7 separate regions of the Mus musculus genome follow, and regions 2, 3, 4, 5, 6 and 7 are each linked to region 1. The links are chromatin contacts, found by Hi-C in ENCODE. All regions are on one chromosome and are shown on one strand. Each heading gives the region's core, a stretch centred on a gene start or an enhancer-like site at or near the end of the contact. The rest is flanking DNA. Distances are from core to core; before and after follow the strand shown. Region 1 holds the start of Gsdma (gasdermin A). Region 2 holds the start of Myl7 (myosin, light polypeptide 7, regulatory). Region 3 overlaps Nudcd3 (NudC domain containing 3). Region 4 holds the start of Ddx56 (DEAD box helicase 56). Region 5 holds the start of Ogdh (oxoglutarate (alpha-ketoglutarate) dehydrogenase (lipoamide)). Region 6 has its middle 29 kb from the start of Zmiz2. Region 7 holds the start of Ccm2 (cerebral cavernous malformation 2).

Evidence for each region. Hi-C counts contacts between places; a loop is a spot of excess contacts on that map.
Region 2: a map of T-helper 1 cell shows a loop between it and region 1 (10-fold over the local background). The contact joins the promoter of Myl7 here to the promoter of Gsdma in region 1. A Hi-C loop is called at or near these places in 2 of 37 maps with a recorded cell type or tissue (T-helper 1 cell and T-helper 17 cell).
Region 3: a map of T-helper 17 cell shows a loop between it and region 1 (10-fold over the local background). The contact joins the enhancer-like site here to the promoter of Gsdma in region 1. A Hi-C loop is called at or near these places in 2 of 37 maps with a recorded cell type or tissue (T-helper 17 cell and T-helper 2 cell).
Region 4: a loop to region 1 is called in a map of T-helper 2 cell, with 14 times the contacts of the local background. The contact joins the promoter of Ddx56 here to the promoter of Gsdma in region 1. A Hi-C loop is called at or near these places in 4 of 37 maps with a recorded cell type or tissue (T-helper 1 cell, T-helper 17 cell and T-helper 2 cell).
Region 5: a map of T-helper 1 cell shows a loop between it and region 1 (8-fold over the local background). The contact joins the promoter of Ogdh here to the promoter of Gsdma in region 1. A Hi-C loop is called at or near these places in 2 of 37 maps with a recorded cell type or tissue (T-helper 1 cell and T-helper 17 cell).
Region 6: a map of T-helper 2 cell shows a loop between it and region 1 (20-fold over the local background). The contact joins the enhancer-like site here to the promoter of Gsdma in region 1. A Hi-C loop is called at or near these places in 3 of 37 maps with a recorded cell type or tissue (T-helper 1 cell, T-helper 17 cell and T-helper 2 cell).
Region 7: a map of regulatory T cell shows a loop between it and region 1 (19-fold over the local background). The contact joins the promoter of Ccm2 here to the promoter of Gsdma in region 1. A Hi-C loop is called at or near these places in 3 of 37 maps with a recorded cell type or tissue (T-helper 1 cell, T-helper 2 cell and regulatory T cell).

The regions. Positions count from the first base shown.
Region 1 is chr11:98,662,554-98,665,825 of GRCm38, reverse strand. It overlaps Gsdma (gasdermin A), which reads right to left and starts at 1,475. Exons shown (of 12, transcript NM_021347.4): 1 at 1,388-1,475.
Region 2 is chr11:5,897,115-5,900,386 of GRCm38, reverse strand. It overlaps Myl7 (myosin, light polypeptide 7, regulatory), which reads left to right and starts at 1,605. Exons shown (of 7, transcript NM_022879.2): 1 at 1,605-1,626; 2 at 1,848-1,961; 3 at 2,152-2,227; 4 at 2,451-2,555; 5 at 2,989-3,067; 6 at 3,213-3,261. The coding sequence starts at 1,624.
Region 3 is chr11:6,159,328-6,162,599 of GRCm38, reverse strand. The region is part of intron 2 of Nudcd3 (NudC domain containing 3); the gene reads left to right. Among named protein-coding and RNA genes, the nearest start is that of Nudcd3, 39 kb to the left of the region's middle. Within about 2 kb of position 1,750, at least 1 of the 3 ENCODE cell types and tissues checked has a DNase peak (open chromatin) inside an H3K27ac peak, as active enhancers do.
Region 4 is chr11:6,266,133-6,269,404 of GRCm38, reverse strand. It overlaps Ddx56 (DEAD box helicase 56), which reads left to right and starts at 1,676. Exons shown (of 14, transcript NM_026538.3): 1 at 1,676-1,745; 2 at 1,826-1,987; 3 at 2,434-2,594; 4 at 2,723-2,893; 5 at 2,999-3,089. The coding sequence starts at 1,686.
Region 5 is chr11:6,289,825-6,293,096 of GRCm38, reverse strand. Ogdh (oxoglutarate (alpha-ketoglutarate) dehydrogenase (lipoamide)) reads right to left here and starts at 1,500. Exons shown (of 23, transcript NM_010956.4): 1 at 1,404-1,500. Gm46270 (predicted gene, 46270) reads left to right here and starts at 834. Exons shown (of 1, transcript NR_168687.1): 1 at 834-3,272.
Region 6 is chr11:6,364,395-6,367,666 of GRCm38, reverse strand. No RefSeq gene overlaps it. Among named protein-coding and RNA genes, the nearest start is that of Zmiz2, 29 kb to the left of the region's middle. Within about 2 kb of position 1,571, at least 1 of the 3 ENCODE cell types and tissues checked has a DNase peak (open chromatin) inside an H3K27ac peak, as active enhancers do.
Region 7 is chr11:6,545,168-6,548,439 of GRCm38, reverse strand. It overlaps Ccm2 (cerebral cavernous malformation 2), which reads right to left and starts at 1,553. Exons shown (of 10, transcript NM_146014.3): 1 at 1,411-1,553. The coding sequence starts at 1,440. It also overlaps the pseudogene Gm24000.

The sequences.
Region 1 (3,272 bases), core at 226-2,725:
AAGGGCTCTTTTCTCATTCCATGTTCACTTCTTCACAGAACAGAGCCCAGTTAGAGTCTGTCATCAGCAAGGGAAGGGAAGTGTCCTGTCACACTAAGGGACAGTTGAAACTAGGACCTGTGGACACTAGGGAAAGAAGCAACCGCACTGGGCCCAGGAGCCTGGGCAGTCAGAGCTGGGCAGCTTCCCCAGTTGCCCTTTCCTTGGCAAGGCTACACTTGTTTGCACCCTCCATTTCCTTCCCACCCACCTCCTAGCAACACCAGTATAAGTGGGCAAATTTCCTAGTTCCTCTCTCCCAACTACTTCTTTGCCTTTGTTAGTTCTGCTTACGATATATCCCCTTTCCAATAGAAAGAATTCGTATTTGTCCTATAAGACTCAACTGAAGGACTGGAGAGATGGCTCAGCAGTTAAGAGCACAGACTGCTCTTCTGGAGGTCCTGAGTTCAAATCCCAGCAACCACGTGGTGGCTCACAACCATCCATAATGAGATCTGAGCTACAGTGTACTTATAATCAATCAATCAATCAATCAATCAATCAATCAATCTTTGGACTCTGAGCAAGCAGGACTGGAGTAAGAAGGAAAAAAAAAGACTCAACTCATGTCACCTGCTCACCCCTTTACTCCTTTGGGCATTTTGGTGACTCTGCCTGCATTCCCAAGGCATCTTGTATATCCACTTCTGAAACACCTGCTAATTCATCTTGTTACCATCCATCTGTTCACCTGACTGCCTTGCCTACTCAACTGTGACTTTCCTGAGGGCAGGAAATGGGCCTGAGTCACCTCTACAGCATCAGCACCATGTCTGGTAGAAACAAGGATAGAAAGAGTGAGCTTGGTCCTGGGAGACATGCTGGAGGGAGAGGGACCAAGAGGATGTGGGGCCTGCAAGGATCACAAGTTTGACAGTTTAGGACTCTGTCTTTGAAGTCGAGGTATCTCACCTGGGGATCCAGGAGACACACCCAGGTTTTCCTGGTGGGTGGAAGAGATCAGACACATCAGCTAGCCTCCATGGGCCTCACCTTTCTGTAGTACTTGACAGAGGCAGGGAAACAGGAAGGAGCACACAGAGATGTTGGGGCCATCCTGCCATCTACAATATACTTTCCAGCCCTTGTTCCTGGAAGGGTTGGGATGGCCTATGTCCCTCCAGAGACCAACTGAGTGTACCTAGAAGGACCTACCCTTCACCAGAGTGGCACTCAAAGGGCTGCCTCTCTTCTCTCTAAGGCCTACTATGAGTCCTACCCCCAGTAAAATGCAGGGAGATTTATGGCCATGATAAAGGATAAGAAATCCCATGCCCATTTGGCCCCAACCTTCCCCTGGTTCCCCAGAATGTCCCCCTGCCTCCTCAGCCATCATTGATCTTACCAGGGAAGGGTGATGCTGGATCCTGTCTGGCAGCTGGTGTGTGGTGAGGAACCAGAGCTCGTTCTGTCTATAGGGTGAGGGAATGACTGGCTGTCCTTTATCAGGACTGGCTGCTTTATGCCTCCATGGAGGCGGGGATGTAAGCTCCCACAGACCCCGCCTCCCACAATGACCCCACCCCTTTTTGTTCCACTTCCAGGAGAACAGCATCAACCTGTTTGAAGTGCCCCGCCTCAGGTCCTGTGGGGGTGGGTAAAAAGATGCCAGGCAGGTGTCTGTGTTGCTGGGGCTGAGACAGAAAGAAGGGGGACTGAAAGTTTGCTTATAGACTGGGGAGGAAGGGAGGCAGTGGGAATTGGCTGTGTGCGTGTGTGTATGCACTTATGCTTATTTGTGTGTGAGTGTGCATGTGAGTGTGTGTGTGTGTACTCATGCATGCGTGTAATTGTGTGCAGGGGTGATACAGGGTGGATCACTGCCCTGATGTCATCTGGAAGCACCTGCCATTCATCTGAGGCCTTGTGGAAATGATAAGTGATAAGAAATCCTGTATGTTCAGGGACTACAGGCAGCAGAGCAGCTGAAAATCTGCCCTTCAACTTTGTATGCATCAGCCTGCTGATTCTTACCTCTCTCTATGTGTATATGTGCCTTGGCTACACATGCATAACTTGGTACCAGTATGCACAGAAGTCTGAGGAGGCAGGATAGAGTGAGCTCATATGGCCTTCTATAATTTGGAAGCATCTCTAAGTATATGGAATATATGCTCACACACAGGCAGAGGTGGATCTCAGCGGTGAGATGACGGACAGCCCAGGATGTATGCTGTGGGCGTTCAGCTGTCTCCCTGTAGGTCATTCAGGAACTTTCTCTCTCTCTCTCTCTCTCTCTCTCTCTCTCTCTCTCTCTCTCTCTCTCTCTCTCTCTCTCTCTCTCTCATGTTAGTGCACTGCTGCTCTCTTCAGACATACCAGAAGAGGACTACATATTCTATTACTGATGGTTGTGAGCCACCATGTGGTTGCTGGGATTTGAATTCAGGACCTCTGGAGGAGCAGTCAGTGCTCTTAACCTCTGAGCCATCTCTCCAGCCCCCATTATCTTATTAAAGTTGCTCCTTGGAAATCACTTAAAAGAGGATTCTACACACACAGGCAGGTCTCTAAATTACAATTTATGTGATTTACTGCAAGGCCATATGAAGAAGCAGTTTCCTGGAGATTTCCTTAGGGACTGGTAGGAGTGAGGAAAGAGTCTCACACTCTGCAAAAATATCTTTAAAACTTTATTACTTTACTTTCTCAGAATCCTTCCACACTTTGTTCTGCCTCTCTGGTCCCCATCCTTCACCCCTTTTCTTTCCTCCATTCCCTTCCACTTCTCACCTGGCACAGCTATCAGCATCTTAGACAGACAGCTCTAGCTCCTGTTTGCTGTCAGGTGCCCATCCCCCTTAGGAAAGGTGGAGTTGGGTTCTTGGGTGTGTGGGATGGTTTTGTTATATGACAGTACAAGTGCAGAAGTGTGGTATTTGTGTTATACAAATCTGTTTTTCCTTTCCCCCTAGTTTTCTGTCTCTGTTTCTTTAAACCACTACAATGTAGGGCATCTGAAATCTTGTATATATAGTCCAGAGGTTGTGTGAACACCTTAATTAGCTCTGCAAAGGTGGCCCAACCAACCATTACCTCGGTCAGACATTTGGAAGTCTCTTCCTAGAGTGTGCCTTCCTCTGGCGTGTGATGACCAAGGTTTCTTGTCTCATTCGTCTTTGAAAGATCTGTGGAGCAGCAGCTGAGCACAGTCACACGGGAGTCTGTTTTTCCTGAAAGCCCCAAGTCTCCCGATCGGTTCTTTCCTCTGACCTGGCATCAGCTTCTCT
Region 2 (3,272 bases), core at 356-2,855, about 93 Mb after region 1:
TGGAATCTACCTAATGCTTTTCTATGCAGCATGAATATGCCTTCAGGTGAACGGACTTGTATGCGTTTAATGCACATTTATCTCTCACTGGGAACCCAGGGAGTCAAAGGCTTACTCTGTTCTCTGCTTCAGAAAAAAAATCCCAAATTGGTGGTTCTGTGGGAAAGTCACATTTTTCTTGAAATCTTGCTGTTTTCTGGTAATTCTCGTGTAGAATTGCTTCTATCGGCTTCACTTTCTTGAACCAACACGAGCATTTGCATTAACAGAGTACAACACTCATATTGGCACACTCACACATTGGAACAGATTTTCAGTCTTTCATCTTTTCGTACATACTGGGATCTGAGGCATTGTGCTGGTTTGTTTGTTTGTTTTGTTTTGTCTCTCTTTATACATCCAACTTGAATGATTGAACTTTGTTTTCAGGTAGTTAGGAGGGTGTTATAAAATATTCATACAAAAGGAGGCCTTGGAGTTGTGTGTGGTACAGACTTGTAATCCCAGCACCAGCCTGGGAAACATCGTGAGTTCCAGGCTAGCCTTGGCTACATAGCCGACCCTATCTCAAAATAAAAGAGGATGGAGTGGGACTTGAGTCCTAACAGGAGATAGTGCCCATATCCTAACTCACCTTGCATAGCCACATTGGGGTGAGGATGAACACTGAACCTAGTCAGAGACCTACTCATGATCTCCCCTAAGCTGTCCAGCTTCTCTGACTCCTCTGCCACACTAAGGTCCTCAAAAGTTGACGGCTGCTGCTTGCAACCAAAGCCCCTTGGTCCCAAATTCAGAAACATGAGATGGTCTTTGTGGGCCAGTTTCATAAGAACCCAAAACTTTTCCTGTGAAACAGCATCATGTAGGCCTGCCACGTGCCAGGGTTTCTGGATTCCAGATGTGGAGCAAGCTGGGTGCCCAGGAGAAGGCTACAGCTCTCAGTTGGGAACGTCAGAGAGAATTTGGAGGAGGAGGGTAGAGTTGAGATGGAGCTTAAGAAACACAAGATTCCGTATAGGGTGGGTACGCGCGTCTCAGCAGGACAGGCCGAGTGAAGAGCGCATGTCTGAATGTAGGGAGAGCAGCATTCGGTCACTCCAATCCTGAGTTACCCCCAAATCAAGCCAATGGTCCTGTGGGGCTCACAGCCTGGTTAGAACTGCTGTCTGTCCATTGTCAGATGGCCAGCAGGCCAGAACTCAGGGGTTTTATCTGACCCAGGGGATTCAGGCCAGAGACCATTCTCAGAATCATGTACTGCTTCCCAAGCCCAGAGTATAGACAGCACTAGTCAGGTGAGAGGACGGTCAGATGCAGGCATCACAGGGAATCACACCACCATGACCTGGACTAGCACACGTTTGGAGCGTCTCTGACCAGGGAAGACATGGAGCCTGGTCACAAGAGATGGATGGGTGGATCCTAGGATGTTACACTTGGGGGCCTGAAGGTTACCAGGAGTGTGAATAGGATCTATGTGGAGCCCTGTCTTTCTCCACCAGCGGGGGCTTCCAAGTTTAGCCCAATCATCCATTCCTCTCCTTATTTGGGCCTCTGGGTGATAAGGCTGAGACATAAAGAGCTGGGTGGCACGATCACTCAGTCAGACCGCCACAGATCATGGTGAGTGCTGGGTGGGGAACAAGAGACCAGCCACACCCAGGTGCTAGTCTCTGAGCTGCCCTGGGACAGAGCCAGGGACTTGTGTGCCTGTGCTGGGCTCAGGGAAGTGATCTCGGGTGGGGAAAGGCACCTCTCCCTGGCACTCCCACGAGACTACATGAGGTAGGGAGGAGGTCTTTGGAGAACTGGAGAGAGGACCCCTCTGATCATCAGTATTACAGGCCAGTAGGAAGGCTGGGACCCGAGGCAAGGCTGCAGCCACCAAGCAGGCACAACGTGGCTCTTCTAATGTCTTCTCAATGTTCGAACAAGCCCAGATTCAGGAATTCAAGGAAGTGAGTAGCCTATCCCAAACAGCCTCTCCCCGATCCGGGGAGCCACTTCATACCCCATGCACACGGCTCTCCTCTGAGGGTCAGTGCTCCTGCCTCCAACCTCGCTCATACTACCCGAGACTCTCCCTTACCCGCCATCCCTGGAAGAGATGGGGTGAGCAGCTCCCACCTGCAGGCCATCTCCTCACAGGCCTTCAGCTGCATTGACCAGAACAGGGATGGGATCATCTGCAAATCAGACCTGAAGGAGACCTATTCCCAGCTCGGTGAGTGGGTCCAGGAGCAACCTCCCAGGGACCCGGCTTGTTCACCTCAGGCACTTGCTCCGAGAGAGGACAGTGCCCCGCCCTTTCTCTCCTACTTAGCCTCATTCAGGCAGGAATCCCCCTCCCCCACCTGCCACACAGCTAGAGCTGCCCCTGCCTCTGCCCTCACTGCCTGGGAAGCCCGGGAGGGCGGCCTGGGTCACCTCAAGACCTACTCTCCTAGGGAGGGTAAGTGTTCCGGAGGAAGAGCTGGACGCCATGCTGCAGGAAGGGAAGGGTCCCATCAACTTCACCGTCTTCCTCACACTCTTCGGGGAGAAGCTCAATGGTGAGTTGGCAGGAGGTCTGAGTCTCCTTAGCCACAGCGCAAACCCGACCTCACCTGACCCGGGAGCCCCACGTGAGGCTCAACCTAACTCCCCTGAAACCTGTGCACCCTGCCTGCCCAGGGCCAACGCAGAGGATGTGGAGCGCCTGAACTGGCTTGGGTTCAGGAAATATCCACTTCCTAATCACAGTTTTGACTTCCCAGCCGGGCCTGCCAACCCCTTTGATGCCCAAGAAACACTCTGAATTCCGACTCAAGTCTCTTCTGCACCCTCCAATCTACCCCACCCCACCTTTATTCACTCGGTATAGCCGGAGCCCTTCAGGCCCCAGTACAAAGAAGCTCCCTTGTACTCCAAGTTCATCCTGGGTGGGGCCTCGCGGCAGGGGATCTGAGAGTTCACTTGGCTGCCTCGCCCCGCCCCCCCCTCCAGGGACGGACCCCGAGGAAGCCATCCTGAGTGCCTTCCGCATGTTCGACCCCAGCGGCCAGGGGGTGGTGAACAAGGAAGAGTAAGTGAGGCCCTTTCATGCCCCAGGGCGGGCGCCATGGGGAAACCCAGAAGGTGGTGAGGTTCTTTGTGCGCCTCAGGCAGGTGAGCAGCTCTACCCTGGGCCCCAGCCTCGCACTCCCAGCTCAGGCATTCTCTCTCCTCAGGTTCAAGCAGCTTCTCATGACCCAGGCAGACAAGTTCTCTCCTGCTGAGGTGAGACACCC
Region 3 (3,272 bases), core at 501-3,000, about 93 Mb after region 1:
GAGGGCTGGGATTAAAGGCGTGCACCACCACTGCCCAGCTTCAGCTTGCTTTCTTATAGAACGCAGGACTACCAGCCCAGGGATGGCACCACCCACAGTGGGCCCTCCCCAACTCCTTGATCACTAATTGAGAAAATGCCCCACAGCTGGATCTCATGGAGGCATTTCCTCAAGGGAGGCTCCTTTCTCTGTGCTAACTCCAGCCTGTGTCAAGTTGACACACAAAACCAGCCAGTACATCCTACCTTAGTTCTTCATGTTGATTTCATCTATCGGCAGTTTTCTCTGTGACCTTAGTAGTATATAGTATCAAAGATCAGTGGCTGCTGTGGTTACTAGAGAGAGGGTGATTTATAGAGAACACATTTTATTTGATACTGTTTTTGGAAGTTCCAAGATCAAGACACTGCTAAGTTGGGTATTTGGTGAGGATTACTTCCTGCATCCAACATGGCACCTCACTGATGCCTCTTTGGAGAGGAAAAGCGGTGTACCACACAGTGGAAAGGACAGAAGGGCAGTTGGGTTGCACACTGGGAGAAGCATGTTTCATAAGGACCTTGATGGCATTTATTAGTGAGGAGCCTTAATGGCTTAATCACCTTTTGTAGCATCATACCAACTATTAAATGGCCACTCTCTGAATTTTAGAGGGCATATTAAAATCATAGCAGATGCAAATGTGTGGAGGCTCTAGAGAAAGCACTTACTAGAGCCTCTTCTACCAGTTAAAGAAGCCTGTTAATTTTTTTTTTTTGGAGTTTTTTGCTTTGTCTCTGGCAGGTTAAGATCATGGCTGTTGAACTTGCTGGGACTGTCATCCCACATGGGCATTAACAGATGGACTTTCAGATTCACTCACAACAGGTCTGTTCTCAGGGAATGAAATAGCCCTACAGCAAACTGTCTCCTTGTTAAAGGCTCTTTCTAAGCCAAGAACTAATTGCTTTTTGTCAGCAGTGTAAGTAAACATTCTTGTCAAAGCTGACTTTCTGACATTTGTTTCATTACTGCCTGTTTATTGAAAGATTCCATGGAATTCTCTACAAAGAATTCTCAAAAAACATCATAAAGCCAGGCTGGGTTTCTGAAACATTGTTTTTTTACTTGCTTGATTTTCAGTTGAATTGTATAATTTGTTTGTTTGTTTTGTACTTTTGAGACACAGTTTTTCTGTGTTGACACAGAAAACCAGCCAGTACATCCTACCTTAGTTCTTCACGTTAATTTCATCTATCGGCAGTTTTCTCTGTGACCTTAGTAGTATAGTATACAGTAGCCCTGGCTGTCCTCTGATCTGTAGACCAGGCTGACTGCAAACTTGTCTCTTGAGATCACTTGTCTCTGCCTCCTGAGTGCTGGGATTAAAGGTGTGCATGACCACCACCTTGCTCATTGAAAAGATAATAATAGTACAGGGATACCGATTTGTGTATTAATCAACAATCTCCGTGGATCAATGACCCTCCTCCTCTGAAGTTCTGTTTTTAGGGATGTGATCACAGTTGACTGTGAAGCTCACAGTGAGTTAGGCAATCTGTCCAGAACATTATAATGTCAGATGTAAACCAACAAGACAAGCCTAGTCACAGCCCAAGTGTTTGAAGAACCCTGTGGTCTGGGCTTTGGGCTTTCCCACCAGCATTCCAGTCCTGTGGGTATAGGCTGCTGGAGAATCTTACCCCATTTATATGCAAAAGACAACCAAATTGGCTAACTTGGGGCTTTATAAATAGTAGGACTGTTTCTCCAGCCTGTCTTCATTCTACTCAGTGCTAAAATTTCCTGGCAGCCTGTAACTAATGAAATGGAAAAGTACTGTTTGCAGAGCATTAAGCTAGCTGACTTGAATGCTCCTGTGATGCCTTGTCACCAGGCCGTGTATTGGTTGCTCTTGAGGTGGCCAGTTTCTTCCTAAGTTGAGCTTTCAACAGCAACTCAGTTCAAAATTCCAAAACAGTTACAGGAAAGCCCATTTGTCACCATGAGGCTAAGAACAGTAGAGGTCAGGGCATCTGCTTAGATTTAGATTTGAGTAGTCTAGTCTCTCATATGTCAGCTTGATGGTGGCTGGACTGGTTTAGACCTCAGGAAAGTGTGCAGAATATTAGATGCACGTGAGCCCTGTGCTGCTTTTGCAGTGAAGATGTTTGTTGTTTTCTGCTATTTTACTGATGAACCCAGACCTAGAGAGCCTGGGATAAATAGTACAAGATCAGACTGTTGGCCAGTGGCAGGGCTGGGATTTTGACTCAAGTTTGTATCCGTAAGCCCTAAAAGGTACTGCTTTTATTTGAAATTCTTGTGCCAGATAAAGCACAAGACCTCAACCTCAAACACTATCTCTCCACTAAAGTTCCTGCAGCTTGTTGTGGAGAAATTACAAGGCTTTCTTAGAAGGGAGGAGAGGTTGCTGCACACATGCTCACAGGTGGTACTGTGGGAAGTGCAACTGAGCAGATCAACGTAGCATGGACAGACACACAGCCTAGAGATTGTGTATAAAGTGCCTTTGCAGAGTAGGTTGCCACTGGCAGGTTGGTGACCAGCAGGATCCCGTGTCTTCTCTTTCATAGTTGTTGTGGATATGAGTCTCAGTTTCCTGTATCTTGTGCAGTGTCCTGGGGTCACTTGCTCACTGTGTTCTTTCTGCTCTAGGACTTTGGCTTACTGTTTGTAGTTGCTGTTTATCTTGCCACTGACCAGGAGATGATCTCTGGTGTGTCCTTTACCCTGCATACTGCCATGGTGTAGCAGGAACTGCAGTTCTGTTTGGTAGGTTCTTGTACTTTCCTGCTATGTTTGTGATCTGCAGTTACGGTGAGAAATGCATGTTTCAGAGATCCCAGATACATACATACTTGCGGTGGCAGGTTTGAGAAACAGTGTGTTATTTCTGTGGTGTGTCTTCATACTTTCACTTCATTTGTTCGGTTCTGTTCCACTGGATAGGTGTTATACAAAACATTATTCTAGAGTATGCATTTTCCAGTAAGTAGTGTCTTAAGACTTCAGTCTTCTTGCCATAACTATTACACTGAGACTGAGGTCTGGATTAAGACTGGGTGGAGAACAGTGCAGAATTAGTGAAACCCAGAAGGTTATGGTTTGAGAGGGAGAATTCCCAGCTGTGGGAGGGTGCTCCCGCTGTAGTGTTGGTGGCTCTGTGGAGAGTGCGTGTGTCTAGGGTGGAGACTTTGAGAACAGGCTTTATTCTGCGCTGGGAAGAAGGCTTGGGATGGAGCTGGGGTGTTGGTCGCTGAAGGCGCTTG
Region 4 (3,272 bases), core at 427-2,926, about 92 Mb after region 1:
AGGGATATGGTAGGTAGGAAAATGACTGCCTCAAAGGTATTTCCATCCTAACTCCTGAAACTTGTGAATGCCATTCAGCATGGCCAAGATTGCTGACCAGATAACTTTAAAGTAGGGAGTTAGTCTAGATCAGTCATTCTCAACTTGTAGGCCATGACCCCTTTAGGGGTCAAATAACCCATTCACAGGGTCCACCTAAGACCAGCAGAAAAGACACATTTACATCATGATTCATAAGAGTAGCAAAATTACAGTTGTGAAATAGTAAAAATGATGTTCTGGATGGGGGTCACTTCAACGTGAGGAACTGTATTAAAGGGTAGCAGCATTGGGAAGGTTGAGAAGCACTGATCTAGATCATCAGTTTGAGCTCACTGCAGTCACAGGTGCCAGAGTCCAGCGTTTTGCAGTTAGGCTTCTAGCCCCACCTTAAGTCTCCCCCTTTTCCTCTCCTTTGCTGCTGATTGAGACTCTAAGGCATCATGCACGCTAGGGAAGTGCTCTACATTGATCCTGTTGCCCACTTAATGACCCCTTTTATTGGTCTTTTCCTTCAGCTCAGCCCCTCCTGTTATCAGGAGGGCTTTCCCTTTCTTAATAGGTGGTCACTATAAGACCCTGTTGGTAAATGTTTTTAGTCCCCACCAATCTCTTTTCTGTTATTGCCCTAACAATAGTTACAGCGCCCAGAAGAAATGGGCCTAAGGTCAACTGACACTTTTTTGGCTTTAGGTGTTTTAAGAGGTCCCAAGGAAGGGTGGTAGTGCATGCCTTTAATTCCAGCACTAGGGAGGCTGAGTCAAACCAGTCTGGTCTACCTACCAAGTTCCAGGCCAGCCACTACATAATGAGGCCATGTCTCAAAAAAACCAATCAATCAATCTTCCCCAGGCAGTGATGGCACATGCCTTTAATCTCAGCATTTGGGAGGCAGAGGCAGGCGGATTTCTGAGTTTGAAGCCAGCCTGGTCTACAGAGTGAGTTCCAGGACAGCCAGGGCCACACAGAGAAACCCTGTCTTGAAAAAAACAAACAAACAAACAAAAAAAAAAAAACAAAAAAAAAACAAAAACAGAAGAAAAAGTCCTAAGGACATTCCCTGGTAAGGAATTCTCAAAGAATGGGCCTTATTAACATGTGTAACAAAGTCTGATTTTCGTTTTCTGGGAAAGATGGTCCCAGGAAGGGTTCGAGTCAACTTGGCTCTTCTTCTAAGAGCTGTTAAGGATTGCACCGCGTGTTGGCAGTATTTGTGAAAATCTTCATAGTAGCTGAAGGCCTGATTTAACATTTATCTTAGGTTAGCAACTTGTGCCGCGATTTCTGCCCAGTGAGATTTGCCTCTGGTTACCCACAGAACCCTAATTCCTTTGCGCATGTGCCTAAGTGGCGGCTGCCTCCCTTTAGCCAAAACGCGGTCGATCCCAACCATAACCTAGCAAAGCCCTGCCCACGTCACTCTGTGGGTCAGGGAAGGCTGAGGCGCCAGAGAAGAGGCATCCACAATTCGGAGGGCGTTCAAGGGACAGCATTGCGGAACGCTCCTGCGCAGAGCCAGCACAAATTGGTAGCAACGTCGGACACCCAGGAGAAAGTACTTCCAGGAAGTGACGTACCTTCCAGAGCTGATTAGTTGTTGGTTTGTCCCGCCCTACGCGTGCGCACTGACAGCGTGGAGTCACGCCATGGAGGACCAAGAAGCGCTGGGTTTTGAACACATGGGCCTGGATCCCCGGCTCCTGCAGGTATGGGGTAGGCTGTGGAGCTGCTACCCGGTGTGCCGCTGTACTCCACGCCGCTTGAGCTGCGTCCTCTTCCTTCTTAGGCTGTCACCGATTTGGGCTGGTCGCGACCTACGTTGATCCAGGAAAAGGCCATTCCTCTGGCGCTGGAGGGGAAGGACCTCCTGGCCCGCGCCCGCACAGGCTCCGGGAAGACCGCAGCTTATGCTATTCCGATGCTTCAGTCGCTTCTCCACAAGAAGGCGGTGGGTAGCGAGAGGAGCAGTGAGTATGAGGCAGGACGCTCCAAAAGAATAGGGAATGAAGTGCCCGACTGTGCCAAGGTTCCTCCTATAGGTCCTGTGTCAGTGTTAGGCGGCCCATAGAGAACTTGGTCAATTTGCAGCTTAATCTCTGAGCTGGAGTTCAGGTTACTTGGCTCTCAACCCGGGCCTTGGTGCCACGACCGCCATCCTGTTGTAATTTTGAGTAACCTTTTATCTAGAGGGGGACTCATCAGCTCCGTAGTACGTTAAGTGATTTCAGCAAGTTCTAAATTTGAGTGCCTGGGAAAGCTCTGCCCCCTGTGCTGTGAGGTGGGCAGAATTAAGAGTTTATCAGGACACAGCTAGGTGGTTGTGTTGCAGTACATGGTTCTGACTGTTTGGGCGGACCCAGTACTTTGAACGGTCTTGAATTGGTGTTCTTACAGACAGGTCCTGTAATGGAGCAGGCTGTGAGAGGCCTTGTTCTTGTTCCTACCAAGGAGCTGGCACGGCAGGCCCAGGCCATGATCCAGCAACTGGCTGCCTACTGTGCTCGGGATGTGCGAGTGGCTAACGTCTCAGCTGCAGAAGACTCAGCTTCTCAGAGGTGGGTGAAACCTGCAGGCCTCCAAAGGGAGAACGCTTTGCAAGTGTGTGCCCTTGGTGGTGTGAGTGGCTAGCCTGGGCAGGTCTGCCAGGGCGAGGGTCTGGCTGCTAAATCCTTGCCACCTGCAGAGCTGTGTTGATGGAGAAGCCAGATGTGGTGGTGGGAACCCCATCCCGAGTGTTAAGCCACTTGCAGCAGAACACCTTGAAACTCCGGGACTCCCTAGAGCTGCTGGTGGTAGATGAAGCTGACCTTCTTTTTTCCTTTGGCTTTGAGGATGAACTCAAGAGTCTTCTCTGGTAAGGAAGAAACAGAAGTGGCTCCTAGACCTGCAAGGGTCTGGACTTGGGACTGGAGTGGAATGGGTGGGCTGGAGCCTGATCAAGCCCTGTTCTTTCTTTCAGTCACTTGCCTCGGATTTACCAGGCTTTTCTCATGTCGGCCACTTTCAATGAGGATGTACAAACTCTGAAGGAGCTGGTACTGCATAACCCGGTAAGTGGAGCATCTGGGACTGAGACCCAAGTCTCTGAACTTGTTGATCCTTCTCAGGAAACTTCTGGCGCTTGCGGGGGGACTATTTTTGTTAGGTATGTCTTTCCTAATTCTTAATCACTGAAAGGAAGTCACTTGAAGTCATTATATATTTATAGCTTTCCCTAGTCCAAACTGTGCTTT
Region 5 (3,272 bases), core at 251-2,750, about 92 Mb after region 1:
ACCTACAAATAAATGTAACCTTTTAAATTAAAAAAAAAAAAAGAAAGAAAGCTGCATAGTATGTGATACAAAATGACAAGGATAGAAAAAGAGAAAAAGACAATTATAGTGTCACTTTCCTAACGCCACCTACTAATCTACCTGGTTCCACCTTCAAGGGCAAGGCTAGAGGATCAGACAAACAGAGGAACTCCAACGGTGTCCTCTGCTCAATGTCAGAGCACAGGATACACAGACACAAGTAGGGCCTGTAAGGGCAATGAAATCCACAGAAAAGCTGGGGGAAATTTTTACTTCTATTTTTAGTTACACGCTTCTACTTAGGGTGATGAAGACCAGTTGCACATTCGCAATAGCTTCACTATATACAGATAACACTTACGGACGTAGAGACCTCCATCGAATACAGGTTGACCCCACTGACCCCACTTGGGCCTGTAGAGGTGTTCCTTGAGTGACCTTTTGACGTCAAGGATCTAAAACTCCACCCTCCAATGATGCTTAACGCCGCCATTTTCTGATCTTACAGTCAGGAAGTTGAGTTACGCATGCGCACAACACCTAGCCCGTCACTTCTCATTACCTTTAATCCCTTTTCCACACCTCACCCTGCTCCTTCACCGTGTAGATACTCAAATGCCCTACACTCCGCTCTCCTGTCTTTACATGGTATCCACGTGAGGATTCTTGCCGAACCTGTCACTTCAGAGACTGGCACACTGCTCGGTGGGCAAAAGAAACATGATCTGGTAACTCATGCGAGGGCACAGTAGCAGGCTTCCCAGTCACTCTGGGTATAACTCACATCTGTCACACACTCTCGCGAGGAAAGCGGTGCGTGGATGGTGTTTCTAGGGAAACCAGTGTCACCTTGGCCGACAGCCTGGTTTACCTCATACCGGCAGGTGGGGCTGCCGCAGGCACCAAGGTCAGCGCCGTGTCCGGGCACGGCGAACACAAGGACGGCGGCCTGCTGGGGTCAGCGCACGCAGGACAAAAGAACGCGCGCGGGCCAGAGGGAGCGACCGGTCCACGTGACACGCCGCGACCTTGGGGCTCTCCCGGGCCGCCAGGCCACCTACTCCCTAGCCCGCCACCTTCGCGGCTCCGCCGCCAGAGCCAATAGCGCTCGGCCCCCCGACCCCCGGCGCAAGTCCGCGTCCGCCAATCTCCGCCCGCCTGGAGGACCCTGCCACGCCATTGGCTATAACGTCTGTCCGTCAGGTCTCGTCCCCCGCCCACCATCGCCGCCCTCCGCCAGCCCGGCTCTGTCCGGCTTCACGCCCGTCACTCAGGCACTCCGGAAGCAAGGACGCATAGGCCTCACCCTCGGCCGCGAGCTCCGGGTGTCAAGCGCCGAGCCTCCCAGCCCTGGACGGAGCCCGTCTGCCGCACAAGGTTACCTGTCTCCCGTTCAGCTCCACCCGAGTGAAGCGCCGACACCACTCCGGGCTCCAAACTCTCAGCCCCGCCCCGGCGTGTGGCGTCAACGCGTAGCCCGGCCCCAGAGGAGCGGCCTGCAAGACAGGCTGTGGGCGTGACGTGACGTCACAGAATTGGGTTTCAGTCGCTCGCTCGGGCTTCGCGCCAATGCAGAACTTTGCATCTGGCCAAAGCCAGCCTGTTGCTCACTGTCTTTCGGCTGTCATTAGCAGTTACACGGGAGACGCTTCCGAAGCTTGTTAAGAACCTGGTACATTCAGGGCGTGGGATGCCGTCTGATAATTGAAGCGTTTGGCGGGCCGAAGCAGGAGCGCTGCGACTTTGAGGCCCACGGGCTTTGTATCCAAAACAAGCTGCCCTAAATAATAGTTGGGTTGGTAAAATGTATCCCTGCACAAAATAATTTGAATAACATGAGTGACTATTTTGAACACTTGTTTTGCAGCAGTCCTTATGAAGATTAGTTAGCGAGGTCTAATGTGACTTGGTTGTCATGCGACTTGGGTGTTCCTGCTAGTATTCTGACAGGAAGCTGTGCTGGGGTCCCCCTGGATCTTCCTGGCTCCAGAGCCTGCTCTAAACAGACAAAATCCACTAGTTAACCTGTTACACTTCACTAATATGAAATGTTCCCCGTGTCAAAATGTTAAGCCAGAGCCTGGCTGTGTGAGTGCACACCTTAAAGCAGAGCACTCAGAAGCAGAGGCAGGCTCATCTCTGAGTTTGAGGTCAGCCTGGTCTACAGAGAGAGTTTCAGGGCCACATAGAGAAACCCTGTCTTGGGAAACAAAATAAAAAACTAACAAAAATATTCAGCCAGATTTTGCAGCACACACCTGCAATTTCAGAACAGAGAAAAACTGACCAATTGGGAGGTCAAGATGGGCTACATAGAGTTCTTGTGGGCAGCCTGGGCTACACAGTTGGATCAGGTCTCAAAAAGGAGAGTGGTTCATTTCATACTCATGTCTTTTGTTGTTGTTGTTTGAGACAATGGCATGTAGCTGAGGCTGGATTCAATTTCATAATGTAGGCTGACCTTGCTCTGTTTCTTTTACCTGCATATACCAGGTGCTAGGACTATAGCTATAAGTCCCATGCCCAGCTTCATGCTCATGGCCTTTAACTCTCCGCTTGTTTCTCTTTTTTAGCAGAGTAGTTTTTGATGGACAGCAATACAGACTGTCAGTTTATCCTTGCTATGTATGGCAAATGGCACCAGTGCTGGATGAGCTGGCTGGAGAGTCCTTTTGCTCTACTGAAATAGAAGTCACAAGTAGTCACAAGTATGCCAGAAGCTCTTCAAGCTTTGGTAGCAGTGATAGGCCACAGTACAAGGGCAGAAGCATCAGCAATGGTACACGTGAGTTGTCCTCCCATGGACCTGGGGTATATCGTCCTAAGAAGCCTAAGGGCTAAGAAGCCAAGATTCCTCAGCCCACAGTTAGAACTTGCTATTGCAGCTTAAATGTGGCCTAGGTACTCAAATCCCTCTATCCAGATTGCATAAAGAGTTATAGAGGGGCTGGAGAGATGACTCAGCAGTTAAGAGCACTGACTTCCAGAGGTCCTGAGTTCAATTCCCAGCAACCACATGATGGCTCACAACCATCTGTAATGGGATCCAATACCCTCTTCTGGTGTGTCTGAAGACAGCAACAGTGTACTACTGATAAACATAAAATATCTTTAAAAAAAAAGTTACAGAGATGTGTCAAGTCTTTATGGCTAAGGGCCTTTTTTGTTTGTTTGTTTGTGTGTTTTTTTGAGACAGAGTTTTTCTGTGTAGCACTGGCTGTCCTGGAACTTACTCTGTTGACCAGGCTCTG
Region 6 (3,272 bases), core at 322-2,821, about 92 Mb after region 1:
TGACATTCAGTATGGCTATCTGGGTTTGCCTTTACTTCTCATGCATGCATTCAGGAGTTAAAGTTAACAAATTAAAGTCGAATTGCTTTGTCATGTTCTGAAGTGAACGTGGAGGTTTGTGCTAGCTGGTTTAAGTCGGCTGAGAAAGCATGGGGACCACACTGTGATGGTTCTACTCTTCCCAGCAAAAAGTTCACCCACAAAATACAAGTAAAGTCTTTTGTTTTGAAAACTGACTTGACCTTATTGACCTCTGACCAGGCCTCAGAGACCGAACGGGTCTAACAGGTTGGGCCTGTTGAGTGCTCCTGACCATTCCAGTAATGTGGACTGTGTTACTGTGTCTAACCCCCCCCTTGCCCCCTCCCGTGCAGCCCACCACAGTCTGCATCTTTGTACTGAGAAGGCTAGGGTGAGTCCATGACAGACTTAAAACTGGCAGTTAAGGAGTCTAGGCCTAAAAAGTGAGCAAGTCCAGGCAAGCACAGGCAAGTCAATTACTTATAGAAAACACCCCAGGCTCCAGCCTTCCCATCCAGGTAACAGAATGTCCCAGCCGCCTGGCCTGAGGCAGGGAGAATGGGTCAGCAGCAGTTTCCAGACTCCCTCAGCTACTCCTCAGTAACAGTTCCCAGACCTCCCCAGCAAGTTTTCAGCCCCCATATCCTGGTAATGGAATGTCCATAGAGATGGACCCAACAGGTTACCATAGGGGTCACCTACCCGGAATTCCCTAATGTGCTTTACCTCAGGCATGCAGGCTCACTTGCTGTCTCTATCTTGGTAATGGGAAACCCAGCATGCTGGTCTTCAGAATAAAATACTCTGAGTTTGCACACTTCTTGAGTCTGGGAGACATTCTTCGGAGAATCAGGGACTCTTACCTTACCATAGCAGTCTCCCCACTTTCCCAGAACCCGGAGAGTCCCTATTTTTCCACGCCTGTCATTAACTGCCTCCCTTATTCCCTCAGGGCCTGTGGGCAAGGCTGAGAGAGAGCGCAGTCCTGGCCTGCATCCTTCCTGACTGCTGTAGTGGAGAGTGGAACAGCTGTCATCCGTTTTCTACTTCCTTTCTCTAGGCCACCCTGGACTGTGTTCCTTCCATCCTGTTAATCTTTAGTTTAATATTTATTGACCTTTATGATTTATTTTATAGGTGTATGTCTTTGTGCCTGAGTTTATGTGTACTCTGTCCTGTGTGCTGTGCTCATGGAGGCTAGAGGGCACGGGATTCCTGGGGCTGGTAATGTGGATAAATTGAACCCAACCTGGGTCGTCCTGAGGAACACTTAGTATTCTTAACCGTTGAGCTATTTCTTTACCTCACTGTTCTCTCCTTTCATGCTGATTTTCCTGGCTTCAATTACCTTCGGAGGTCCTGTGTCTAAATGCAAACTGCTAATGTCCTGAATCTTTAGTCTTCTGATTGCCTTCATCCCTTAACCTGCTGCTCCCTACCCACGCCTGGCCACACGCTCCAGCTGCATTGCTCTCTGTGCTGCCCCCTGCTGCTGGAAACGAAACGATGCACGGAAAACTCACTTTATAAGGACAGCCCGACATCTCGCCCAGGCTGTTCACTATTTCCTGTCTTACCGGAAGCCTGTGCTGGAAACCCCAGGGCGTTTCCCAATAGTCAGGTCGGGCTGCTTAGCAAGCAGTATACATGCACTGTTTTATCTAACTTCACTGTAAGGTGCTCTCTCTTCCTCTCCCTCTGTCTCTTTGGTTTTTTCGAGACAGGGTTTCTCTGTACAGCCCTGGCTGTCCTGGAACTAACAGGTCTGTAGACCAGGCTGGCCTTGAATTCAGAAATCCACCTGCCTCTGCCTCCCAAGTGCTCAGATTAAAGAAATTCGCCACCACTGCCTGGCAAGGCTCTCTCTTTTTAAAAAAGAATTATTCGTTTATTTATTTTTATTTTATGTGTATGGTTCTTTTGTCTGCTTGTATGTCTGTGTAGCATGTACATGCAGAATTCAGATCCCCGGAACTGAAGTTACAGGCAGTTGTTAGCTGCCATGTGGGTGCTGGGAATTGAACCAGTATCCTCTGGAAGAGCAACCAGTGCTCTTAACCACTGAGCCATCTCTTCAGCTCCTCCCTCCCCCAAAAGTTCTCAAAGGCAAAAATGTTATTCTTCTTTCTTAGTACATTCTCCTACTTACTAATGTCTGTCAGCATCCTTAAAAAGCCAACCACTTACCAGCTAACCCTTGCCCGCTCACTCAGCAGCCAAGATGTGATATGATATCTTCATCCCTCCCTAGCTGGTTAACGGATCTGTTTTTACAGACAAGGCAATGGACAAGCAATGTTGCCATCTTTCTGAGAAAGGAAGAATGGTATTGGGTGATGGCTCAGAATGACACTGGGAAAATCCCAGCAAGACCATTGACAGATACTGATGTGGTCCTAAGTGAGAGACGTGAAGCCGGAAGACTGAGAACTTCAGGCCATTGCAATAGTTTGAATGAAAATGGTCCCATAGGCCCATAGGGACTGGTACTGTTGGGAGGTGTGGCCTTGTTGGAGGAAGTGTATCACTGGGGGCAGGCTTTGTGGTCTCAAAAGCTCAAACCAGGCCTAGCGTGGGCTCACTGACTCTTCCTGCTGCCTGTGGATCGAGACGCAGAACTCTCAGCTACTCTTCCAGAATCATGTCTGCCTGCACATGACAATAATGGACTAACCCAGCCCAATTAAATGTTTTCCTTTGTAAGAGTTGCTGAGCTCATGGTGTCTCTTCATAGCAATAAAACCCTAACTAAGACAGTCTTCCTTGATTACAAAGAAAGTTCCACCATCTCTGCGACAGGGAAAGAGGGGGTTTGGGGAGGTAGAGGCTGATCTCGGTGGTGGTTTGAATGAGAATAGCCCCATAAACTCATATTCACATGCGTAGTCACCAGGGAGCGGTACTATTTGAAAGGATTAAAGGGATTAGGAGGTGTGCCCTGGGGGTGTGCTTTGAGGTTCTAAAGTCTATACCAATTCCAGAGTCTCTCTGTTGCTATTTAAAAACATCTATTTTTCTAAGCAAGGGTTAAATCTAAGTTACATATACAAGAGCTGAATTATGTAGTAAATCTTTAGTTATAATTTTTTTTTAGATTTATTTATTTATTATATGTAAGTACACTGTAGCTTTCTTCACACACTCCAGAAGAGGGAGTCAGATCTTGTTACGGATGGTTGTGAGCCACCATGTGGTTGCTGGGATTTGAACTCTGGACCTTCGGAAGAGCAGTCGGGTGCTCTTACCCACTA
Region 7 (3,272 bases), core at 304-2,803, about 92 Mb after region 1:
CTGAGTTCGAGGCCAGCCTGGTCTACAGAGTGAGTTCCAGGACAGCCAGGGATACACAGAGAAACCCTGTCTTGAAAAACAAAACAAAAAGAGATTGTCTTGCTACTGATCCAAAAGCTCAGGGGGAAGTCTTAATGCCTCTCTCTGCTCCTCAGCCTTCTACCCAAACTGGTATGATATACAAGACAACATAAACCGCCAGGCAATTTGTCCCAAACAAGAACGTGGGCCAGGTGTCTTACAGGGCACTTAGAGTGTGAGACAAATACAATGTCTCCAGGGATGTAGGCTACTGGCATTGCAAAGACCAGCTGGCACGGTTCAGCATCAGCCACACTTGGGCCAAGTCCTTCCTCAACAGCACCCTCTTTTCTAGCTAAGTCCTTTTACAATGCTCAAACCCCTTCTATACTTGTAGGCTGAATTGCTTTGTTGGGCCCATTTCCCAGCTTTAAACCATCTTTGGAGGTAACAAGTTGACAGGACATCTAAATAACAAGTGCAACTTTCTGTCTTCAAACAAAAGAAAGTGGGGGCAGCGCTGCTGGCCTGGATTCCCTGAAGGCCACCTGGCCACTCTATTTCAAGTAAGACTTTCTGAAAAATGGGACACCTCCTAAAACAAGGTGGTGAGTGGTGTGGCCAATTAAAGGCTACAAGGAGGCCGGGTGGTGCTGAGCTAGGACATCAAAGTCTGTTTTAAACTTGTCCACAACGTGCACACATTTATCAAATGAAAATGACAGGCAAACATGAAGATTGCAAAGCATTTATTTGAAAGGGATACATTTTATCAAAGCCCACTTTTCGCTTTAAAGGCAGTTTAAGCGGTTCATTCCCACATGGTCTTCCCAGGCTTCTTAAAATGTTCTTTATCAACTACTCAAGCCTGTAATTAAAGCCACATTTTTAAACTACAGAAACGAAGGAGCCTCTTGAACCATGTCCTAAATCTTACTGCCAAACATAACGTCACTAAAATCACTCAGTGGTATTAAATAGGAGCGACAGTCGACGAGAGAACCCGCCGAAAAGCTAAGTCCATCTTTGCTTTTACTGGACATCCAAAAACAAAGCCAAGTGGGCAGCAAAAGCCTCGCCGGTCACGGCACAGCCCAGTGGCCCAAGTTCCAGCCCAGGCCACCTTCTGGCCCCTCACTGGGCCCACTTCCTTTGTGGCCCCAGGCCGGCGCGCGGGGAAGGCGGGCCCCCTGACAGGCCGTCTGGAGCAGGCCGGGGGCGAGCGGCAAAGGGGACGCCCCCACCGGAAAGGCGCGGCACTTCCTCCGGGAGCCGCAGGCCCACCTGACCGCTGTCCCTGCCCGCTCAGCCGCCCGCCCGCCCGCCCACCCCGAGGGACCCCCACCCCACGCCCCGGCCCGGCGGCAGGACGCGCCGGTGAGCGCTCACCTTCTTGCCCTTCTTGCCCTCCTCCTCCATGTCGCCGCGTGCGGCCCCCGCGGCCCGCCCCGGGAGCCCCACTGCCAGCGGCCGCTACATGCTCGCTCTGGGCCCGCCACCCCCGCGCTCACCGCGCCGCCGGCCCGCCCGCAGTCTCCGCCCCGGCCGCGCCCCACCCGCACTTCCGGACCTAGGGAGCCCGCCCACTCCGGAGACCCCGCCCCCTCACGCCCCGCCCACTGCCTCGGCGCTCCCGCACTTCCGCCTAGAGGCACTCGCTGGGCCCAAGGAGGGCGATACCAAGAAGGGCGATTCCCTGTTTTTCCCAAAGCCCCTGAAGAGACCCAGGGTCACCCCGGGCCCCTCCATGCCTCCTCAGGGCGGGAGGAGCACACCTGCCTACCCCAGTCCTTCCCATCCCCTCTGGAAAGGCGCCCCAGTACCCCCCCCCCCATCCCTAGCTCTCCCGAACCCTTCAGGGCCGCGCGGGAGTGGCTCCAACTTTTCAATTCTGCCGCCATCTTTAGGGTGGCCGACTTCCCAGCCTGCCTCGCGATTAGGGAGGCGGGCCACATGCCCCTGGGAAGGGACAGAGTCAGTCTCCAATCCGGGTTCTGGGCGCGCTGCCACTTGGCATCCCTCTCTTTTTACTCTGAGCCACAAGGAAACCCTTTTCTAGTAACTTTCTATTCTGGCTGGGCGTGGCGGCGCACTCCTGTGTAATCATAGCACCTGGCTGCTAGAGACAGGAAAATGAGTTCAGGATCAACCGTTGGACCAGAGTCTCATAAAAGAATCCAAAAATGTACAATAGCTGCCAACAGCAACCTTCTAGGTAGTGTATGCAACCTGTTGTCTGTATGGGTTGTCCTAAAACATCTTGAAGATAGTATTCTGGCTGGGCAGTGGTGGCGCATGCCTTTAATCCCAGCATTTGGCAGGCGGATTTCTGAGTTTGAGGCCAGCCTGGTCTACAGAGTGAGTTCCAGGACTATACAAAGAAAACCTGTCTCGAAAAAAAAAAAAAAAAAAAAAAAAAAAAAGCATTCTGATGGATATTCACATTCCTGAGTTTATGGTGTTTCTAATCTAGGCTTCAGCCACCCACACACAAATGCAAAGGTGCTTTTGGGAAGCTGGAAGGTATAAGGAAATCAGGGTTCACAATGGCCAGGTCATCATATCCATGCTCTAAGGCTCAAGTTCAACTTCCTTCGCCTCCAGATCTACACCTCTAAGAAGAAATGTTTAATGAAAATAAAATTTAAAACATGATAGCTGAGAGGCAGTTCACAGGGTATGGCTGTGGGTTCCCTGGAAAGTTATGGACCCTATGGTCCACCCAAGCCTCTATGTTCACTAATCTCACACCCAAGCCAAAACTATGTGTAATGTGTGTGTGTAAAATTTTAAAGCTTTATTCTCTCCTACCCTTGGTACATCAGGAAGGTAAAAATTACAAGAGCACGGGCATTCGGGCCCTGCCAGAGTAAAGTTATAGATTTTTTAAAATTATTTTTATTTTATTTTCATTTGTGTTTTGCCTGCATATGCATCTATGTGAAGGTGTCAGAACTCCTGGAGCTGGAGTTACAGATGGTGGTAAGCTGCCATGTGGGTGATGGAAATCGAACCCAGGTCCTTTTGAAGAACAGCCAGCACTCTTAACCACTGAGCCATCTCTCCAGCACCTACATAGTTAACAGACATCATATATAGTTACCACATTCACAGAACAATTTCAGAGGATCAGGTGATTTTTCAAAAGCAAGTTGGCACCCCAACAGGTCTTTGTTTTGCTGTTATGCCAACCCACAGTATGGAATTTACTGATCCTAAACTAATACTAAACTGGGCCATGGTGGTGCATG